Regions from separate parts of the Homo sapiens genome. Here region 2 is linked to region 1. Evidence: chromatin contacts called from ENCODE Hi-C or POLR2A ChIA-PET data. All regions are on one chromosome and are shown on one strand. Each heading gives the region's core, a stretch centred on a gene start or an enhancer-like site at or near the end of the contact. The rest is flanking DNA. Distances are from core to core; before and after follow the strand shown.

Region 1 (4,190 bases), core at 1,126-3,625:
GGATGAAAGGAGTTGCTGACACTCATCCCAGGTGGGCCGGTGAGTCTGGAGCACAGACTCCATCAGTGAGGTTAAGACCTGGGGCTTTTCAGAAAAGGGGGGATTATGAGCCTTCCAGTTGTACAGGTCAGAAGTAGAGAAGGGGACATAAACTAAAAATGGAGCACAACGCCCACTGCCCAAAGGGATTTGGGCCTCTGTCAGTGGGAGGAGCGGGGCCACCTCCTCCGGCTGAGGCCATAATTGGGAGGATATAGGCAGAGAGGCCACAGAGGATGTAGTTGAGGAGACAAGGGAAGATTCTGGGGGAGGAGGAGGGTTATAGGGTGGTGGAAATGGGTGAAGAAAACTTTCCTCTTCTTCAGAAGGAGGCAGTACAGGAGGAATCGAGGGAGCTGAGGGTGGAGGCAAAAGTGAGGTCTGGCTAAAAAGGACCTTGGAGGTAGGATCACGAATGGCTACAGAGTTTTATCACGAGTGGAGCCATGAAGGAGAGCTCTGGACTAAATCTAGCCATTGATCAATGTAGGGAAACTGATCGGGGTGACCGGGAGTTCCAACAACGACCCACCACACAGCCTGAACAGCTGTGAAGTGTAGTGACCCGTCTGGGGGCCACCCAGTTCCAAACTTTGGCCATTCTACTTCGCAGAGTGTCCAGAGTTTGCCTTTTTTAAGGCGGACCCCGTAATCATCTGAGAAGCCTAGAGAGAAATTCTGCAACATACACTGGAGAGGACTCCAATCTTTATGGGGCCGGGAAGAAGAGTTTACTATTCTGGAGGCAATTAACAAGGTTTGAACAAAAATATTAAACCCAGCATGGACAAAGATATTCACGGCCTGGGAGGCTATGGTATCAGAAGAACAGAAGTATTATAGCTAGAAGAAGTAGGAAAACAACTATAGCCAATATTTCTTGCCACATAAGGTCTGTCTCCTCAAGCTTCGAGATCTATGGAGAGGATAAGAGGTGGGTCCAAGGGATCCTCAGCCAGTGGGACTTAGGTGACCCCCCCTTCTTGACTTATATCCCAAATAACTTTGGTGTCTCCACGACTCGAAAGCAAAATGTTCAAACTCGGTCCTTTCCTTCACGGGTTTAAGGAGGGAGAACACAGCCAAGTCTTAGAGACGCTGGACTTGCTGCAACACAGGAAAATGAGATGTGCAGGGTAAGGGATGGGGATGAGGAGGAAAGGGGCCACTTGGATTTCCCTAAAGGTTGGAGAGTAGCCAAAAGAGGTAAAATAAGAGTCCAGACAGAGTAGAGCAGTATGGGTGTAGGTTTCTCTGCACAGTGCCTTATTTAAGGGCATGGGAAAAGTTATGGGATGACAGAAAAGGTGAGTAAGGAGGTCAGCAGGGTGGCTATTTTGGATCCACCACTGGTCTAAGGAGAAGGTGGACCAGTCGTTGGGGCGTGGGGTATGGCAATCCAAACGCCAGCAATCTTTATGGTGCCAGAAATCCTAAACGGGTGAATGTCTTCCACACCCTTCCCCATAACAACACCTAATTTGTTTCTGACAGGAAAGGCAGGACTGGGATGGCCAGCCCAACCGACTAATGAGGAATTTGACCTCCTGGGATAGAAAATCTGTACTAAGGACCTTGAAGAAGTCCTTGCCCAGTCATTTTGGGCAGTATCGACGATCCGACATATGAAATTTAGACAGACACTAAACAGGACAATAGGCACTGGGGTATATAAACAAGCATGGCAATTTTTATAGACAGACAAGGGGAGGGGGTCCCGTGATGGGATCAGTCAGATGCCCTCCTGGCTGCTCCCCTTTCGGGGACTTAGGCTCCTCTTGGCATTGGCAGGCTGGTATAAACCCCTGGCTTGGATCGAGCTATGCCTGATGCCGCCCTAAGCCTTATGAGGTCACCACGGAACCACAGGTGAGGGCCTTCTCGAATTCCCTAGCTTTCACCCTGGAGCTACAAACTGGAAATTCAAGCGCAAGCCCTTGAACTCCACATTCACTCACTCACTCACTCACTCAGAGTTTATTACAATTTTTATACCCATTCTAAAACAGAGATCTCCCGGAGACCTGAATGAGAGAGGGAGAAGAGATAGAGAGAGAGAGAGACTAGACTTAACAGAGAATCCTGACAGAAACCAGGACTCTGTCCTCCAGTGTCCTGGAGCATGGACAGAGTCTGAGGGAGGACCTTCGTCAGGGCCGTTTCCCTCCCAGAGAGACAGAGTCAGATCTGACTTACCTTCCCGGGACTAGAGACTGAGGACTCAGGAGTTGAATTTGGCTGGGCGCACCGGCAGTCGATCCGTTCCCCTCCAGAAGACAGTGGCCTGTGGAGCCCTGGAACGTCTTCAGGTGGCCCTGTAAGCCAGCTGTCTGTCTGGGGAAGCCCGGAATGAGTCAGGTCTTCACCCGGTGGCGAATCTCTCTGGGGCTTCCAAATGTCGTAACCGAGCAAGTCATAGAGAGAATGCCACACTCTGAGACTAATTCAGGAGTCCTTTATTGCTGGCGACTGAGAAAGAGCTAGAGCTTGAAATTCTCTCGGTCCGGAAGAAGAGGCTAGAGTTCTTTTTATACCTTGGCCTAAAGAGGGGAGGGGGAGTCTAGCTGAAGCAATTTTTTACAGAAGCAGAACAGGAAAAAATTAAAAGATAAATGGTTACAGAAACAGTTACAGGAAAATAAACAGTTCCAGGTGCAGGGGCTTAAAGTATCCCAAAGTGATAAAAGCAGGGGCTTTGGATACCACCAACCAAGTGTGCTCCCAGGAGCTGCTGGTACAGCTTGCCTCAGTATCTTATCAATAAGCGCATTCTTGGATGTGCTTGGAGTCAGCTTGCACCAGTTATGTCCTTAAGGAGGGGGACAAGGGGCTGCAAGCGAAGAAACCAAGCTAAGACTCTCTCAGCTATTGACTCTCTCGATATTGACTCTCAATTGAGTCTCCCAAGCTATTGACTCTCTCAGCTAAGAAAGAGTCAATCAGGATAAAACAAGATAGGGTATCACAATTTGATCTGCAAGATTATTTCCTGGACTTGTGAAAGGCGAGTCGTTTTGGTGCCCTGGGACATGTACAATAGCTATCTCTTCTGGCAATTGGAGATTGTTGAGGACACGAGCATCAGTTCTCTATGAACTAAATCTTGGCCTCTACTATTGATAAGAGCCCTCTCCATCCAAATTTTCCCAAATGTGTGTGCCTCCCCAGAGGGATACTTAGAGTCAGTATAGATAGATTTTCTTGGTTTTGTAAATGTCCTAAAGCTTGGCTGAGTGCAAACAGTTCACACCCTTGGACAGACCAATTATTAGACCCCCTTCCTGATTTTACTTTTTTAACAGTCTTTCCATTAATCACTGAATACCTATTATGTCTCTTTCTTTTAATCACCTGGGAGGTTCCATCTATGAATAAGTGCCACCCTGTCTTGAAGGGAGTTTTTCCTAAGTCTGGTTGAACTTTCGTATGGTAATTAATTCGATTTAAACACGCGTGCTCTCTCGTTTTACGTTTGGATCCCCCGTTAAAGAGCCTGCTGAATAAAGTGAATTATTAGTACTTAATATTAAATCACCTTTTTCCCAGAAAGATAGCCTCATATTTTAAAATTTTTGAGTTGGTAATCTCCCTCCTTGCGTTTTGATTTAATATAGTTTTAACTTGGTGGGTTGTGGCCTGAAGCGGCTGGGGAGTAACTTGAAACCTCAGCTGAAGGGACAGCACAGGCTGGGGCGTGGCCTGAAACAGCTGGGGAGTAACCTGAAACCACAGCCGGAGGGACCTGAGAGGGGAACCAAAGGGGCAGGATTGGGGGCGCTGAAGGAAGGAAGGTGATTTAGAGGATCCCATGTCTTGGTAGGTATGGGTTGTCTAGGCATGGGAACTCTTTCCTTTTTAGAAAGGTTGGTTTCTGATTTTCTCCCTCCAGAGTCTAAAGGGTAAAGGAGAACTGGTCCCTGCCGCCAGCAGAGGGCGTAATCGATTTTTCCTGGGACACAGGGCTCTTACTGTTAACATATTTGATTAACAGCTGACAAATTCGCTCTTCATTAGACTTAAATTTTGGCCAGAAAAGTGAGGGCTTAAGGATGGGTTCTCGAACTTAAATAAAACAACAATATTCTATCATCTGCTGTTTTTGTTTATACTTGGTTCTCTTATTATTTTTTCAATACTTTAGCATAAGCCCC
Region 2 (4,190 bases), core at 782-3,281, 40 kb before region 1:
CCAGAGTTTGACTCAAGTGTGATGTATCCAAGACTCCACTCCAGCCACTTTAACCATGGTTGAGGTACATAAAATGAAGGGTAGTGTCCTTCCCAGGATGTGTCTAGGGACAGGGAATTAGCAGGAAGGGACTTGACTAATACCATGTCACCAGGGTAGAATAGTTCCTTTCCCTCCTCTCAGGGACAGGCTCCTTGTAATGTTTTAAGAACTTGTTGATATTTGTCTAAGGAGGTGATGCCTGCAACTAAGTTGGCCATCTCTCAGTCGAGCACAAGTTATTGGTTAGGAAGGTCCATACAGCATCTCATATGGCTAAGTCCCACTTTTTGGGGAGAGTTTAGGATTCTTAGTAAGGCTATAGGCAACAGAGCAGGCCATGCAAGGTGGGTTTCTTGGGTTAGCTTTTTTAGATGTTGTTTGAGTGTTTCGTTCATTTTCTTGACTTTTCCTGAGGATTGTGGCCTCCAGGGGCAGTGTAAGTGATATTGTATGCCTAACACCTGGGATAGTCCCTGGGTTACTGCAGCCTTGAAAGCAGGGCCATTGTCACTCTGTAAGCCTCGGGGAAGTCCAAATCTAGGAATTATTTCATGAATTAGTGCCTTTATTACCTCTTGGGACTTTTCTGTCCTACAAGGGAAGGCGTCCGCCCAACCAGTGAAAGAATCTACCCAGACTAGTAGATACTGAAATCTCTGAGATTTGGGCATGTGGGTAAAACTTAGTTGCCAGTCTTCTCCTGGGTAATGGCCTGTTCTTTGTTCTCCTGAAGGAGCTTGGCGATAAGGCAGGGGATTGTTTCTTTGGCACATTTCACAGGCCCTGACTATCTGCTTGATAGTTTTGAAAAGGCCTGGTCCAGTAAATAATGATATGGCCATCTGATGGGTGCTATCAATGCCTAAGTGAAAGGTCTGGTGAAGGGTTTTAAGTAATTCACATTGGTTAGCTGCAGGCAAAAGTATTTTTCCTTCTTCAGTGGCTAGACATCCTGAGGGGAGGAAACTATGTCCTTGTGAGGTTCCCCCTTCTATTTCTTCTGCTGAGTACTGGGGCTTGGTTTCCTGGAGGGGATTACCCCATACTAGGGGTCCTTCTGTAAGCATTTCTAATGGAGGGTCCCACCTTGCAGCTCTTTTGGCTTCAATATCCACTTGGCAGTTCCCTTCTATTTCCCTTTCCTTTCCTTTCTGATGACCCCAGCAGTGAAAGACTGCCACCTCTTTAGGTTTCTGTACAGCCAATAATAATCTCCTAATGGCTTCCTGATGTTTGATAGGTGTTCCCTTGGAAGTTAGGAATTCCCTTTCTCTCCATATTACTGCGTGGGCATGGAGGACTAGGTAAGCATACTCAGAGTCTGTATATATGTTCACCCTTTTTTCTTCTCCTAATTCTAGTGTATAATGGCCCCTACTTTTGCTAGGATGTCTCTCCCTAACAAAGGAATGGGGCTTTCAGGCATAATTAGAAAGCCATGTGAAAAGAGTAAAGTTCCCCAGTCACAGCCTAGTGGCTGGGAGAAGTATCTAGTGACTGCCTGTCCTAGGACCCCTCGGACAGTGACAGAACTGGAGGACAGTTGTCCAGGACAGAAGAGTAAGACTGAGAAGGCTGTGCCAGTGTCCAGGGGACAGTTAACCTCCTGGCCTTCAATGATCAAGCATACCCGGGTCTCTATGAGAGTGATGTCATGGGCTGGCACTTGCCCCAGCCACCCTCAGTCGTCCTGCTGCTGGATCATCTGGTTAGTGGCTTCTGATTCAGAGGATCTTCATCCCCTGGGGCAGTGAGCCTTCCAGTGACTCCCTAGATATAAGGGGCATGGACAAGGGGGTGGCTTATTTCTATTCAGACATGGACAAGGGGATGGCTTATTTCTATTCAGACAATCTTATTTAAAGTGTAATTGTAAGCCTCACTGGAAGCAAGCCCCATTAAGCATTCAATTTGCCCAGCCTTTCCCTGTTCCAGAGCCTCCAAGGTCTGCTTGCCTGAGGGCCATGACTAAAGTGGTGGCCTTTTTCTTATCCTGTTTGTCCAGTTCTGCCTGCTCCTCCTGATCTCTATTATAAAAAACCGAGGTTGCCAAGTTCAATAGGGTTTCTTAGTTTTGCTCTGGGCCTAAGGCAGACTTTTGAAGTCTTTTCTAATGTCTGCAGCTGACTGAGTGATAAACTTATCCTTTAAGATTAGTTGGCCTTCAATAGAGTCAGGTGACAGAGAGGTATGCTTCCTCAGTGCCTCCGATAGTCTCTCCAGAAAGGCAGTAGGATTTTCTTCCTTTTCCTGTGTTATAGTGGACCTCATTGAATAATTCACAGGCCTCTTCCTAGTTTTCCTTAATCCTTCTAGCACGCAAGTTAGCAAATGTCTGTGGCAACATTCTCCATGTTCTTATTCTGCATCCCAATGAGGGTCTACACTGGGAACTGCCTGGTGGCCTGTGGGGAATTGTTCTCTTTCCTCTGTTGTCATCCTATCATTGACCTGACTGAGAAACCAGAGATTGCCAAACTCTTGCGCTGCAGTTATGGCAGCACTTCTCTCATTTGGGGTTAGTGTCTGATCTAGCAGTAACATTATATCTCTCCATGTGAGATCAAAGAATTGTCCTAACCCTTGTAAGACATCAATATAGCCATCAGGGTTATCTGAGAATTTACCTAGGTCTATTTTAATTTGCTTCAAGTCTGAGAGGGAAAAAAGTACATACACTCTGACTAGGCCAAATCATCCAGAATACATCTTAGGGGCATTTTTGCCTTGCGGGGAACATTTCTGAAAAAAGAACTTAGGGATGCCAGCACCCCTAGTCATTTTCCAATGAGCATTAGTCCTAGAGCATCCTCTATGGTCCTAATGCTTATTCCTTTCTGTTGGGAAGAGGCCCCCAAATCTGGCTATAAACTGGCCCCAAAACTGGCCATAAACAAAATCTCTGCAGTACTGTGACATGTTTATGATGGCCATGGTGCCCACACTGAAGGCTGTGGGTTTACCGGAATGAGGGTAAAGAACACCTGGCCCGCCCAGGGCAGAAAACCACGTAAGGTGTTCTTAAACCACAAACAATAGCATGAGCGATCTGTGCCTTAGGACATGTTCCTGCTGTAGATAACTAGCCAGAGCCCATCCCTTTATTTTGGCCCATCCCTTTGTTTCCCGTAAGGAATACTTTTAGTTATTCTATAAACTATAGAAACAATGCTTATCTCTGGCTGGCTGTCAATAAATATGTGGGTAAATCTCTGTTTGAGGCTCTCAGCTCTGAAGGCTGTGAGACCCCTGATTTCCCACTCCACACTCTATATTTCTGTGTGTGTGTCTTTAATTCCTCTAGTGCTGCTGGGTTAGGGTCTCCATGACCGAGCTGGTCTCAGCACCTTTCCAGGGTGCGTAACCACCCATGGACCTCTGCTTATTGGATTAGTTACGCTCACCAATGAGGCAGTCCTGCACCTGTTTTCCCACCTTTCTTGACCTTACAAAGAAAGGGGTCCAGGCTGCTGGATTCTAGTAGTCCTTTACCAGCGTGCCCAATATTGCCTTTGTGCTCAGGGGTGAGTCCTAGAGCTGGGCTGGGTTCCTGAGTATTTCATAACAATCCAGCTGCCCCATCAGATGCATTCCCATAAACAACTGTTCTTATGCAAATTCATTTCAGACAGGGTGTAGTAACCTTTTGAGTCAGGATTGAGATAGAGTTTTGATTCTGTAAGTACTTTAAGGCTTGGCTGAATGCAAACAGCTCGCATGGCTGAGCAGACCAGTTATAGGGCAATTATCCTAACTCTGCTTCCAGAAGAGTCTCCCTATAATTTACTGAATACCCATTGTGATTTTTTTCTCAATCAGCCAGGAGGAACCATCTATCGTCCTATCCTGAAGGGAGTTCCTCCTAGGTCTCATTGGACCTTTGTATGGTAATTAAAATTTAAATCCCCTGTTAGGAAACCTACTGGGTTAAGGGAATTTTCAGTGGTTAATGTTAAATCACCTTCTTCTAACAGAATAGCCCCATACTTTAAGATTTTTGAGTTAGTAAGCTACCTTTTTGCTTTTTTTGACTTAGGATAGCTCTGAACTGGTGAGGTGTGCTCACAATGAGGTTTCCTCTAAAGGTTATTTTTCTACTTTTAGCAAAGCAGTTGCTGCTACCAACTGAATGCATTTGGGCCATCCGC

The links. A loop is a pair of places that touch in the nucleus more often than their neighbours do. ChIA-PET counts read pairs that join two places held with the same protein, here RNA polymerase II (POLR2A). Pooled maps may share reads with other maps.
Region 2: a map of PC-9 shows a loop between it and region 1 (5-fold over the local background). The contact joins the enhancer-like site here to the promoter of AKR1B15 in region 1. A Hi-C loop is called at or near these places in 6 of 168 maps with a recorded cell type or tissue (K562, PC-9, Right ventricle myocardium inferior and 3 more), 2 of 37 single-sample maps with no recorded cell type and 8 of 50 pooled maps. POLR2A ChIA-PET finds 5 or more read pairs at or near these places in 4 of 52 experiments (A673, MCF 10A, PC-9 and 1 more).

The regions. Positions count from the first base shown.
Region 1 is chr7:134,547,295-134,551,484 of GRCh38, reverse strand. It overlaps AKR1B15 (aldo-keto reductase family 1 member B15), which reads right to left and starts at 2,375. Exons shown (of 12, transcript NM_001080538.3): 1 at 2,236-2,375. It overlaps LOC105375520 (a long non-coding RNA gene), which reads left to right. Exons shown (of 3, transcript XR_928005.3): 3 at 1-4,128. RefSeq lists an enhancer at 2,305-2,364.
Region 2 is chr7:134,587,417-134,591,606 of GRCh38, reverse strand. No RefSeq gene overlaps it. Among named protein-coding and RNA genes, the nearest start is that of AKR1B15, 40 kb to the right of the region's middle. Within about 2 kb of position 2,031, at least 6 of the 41 ENCODE cell types and tissues checked have a DNase peak (open chromatin) inside an H3K27ac peak, as active enhancers do; they include PC-9 and mammary epithelial cell, where a contact is called at or near this core.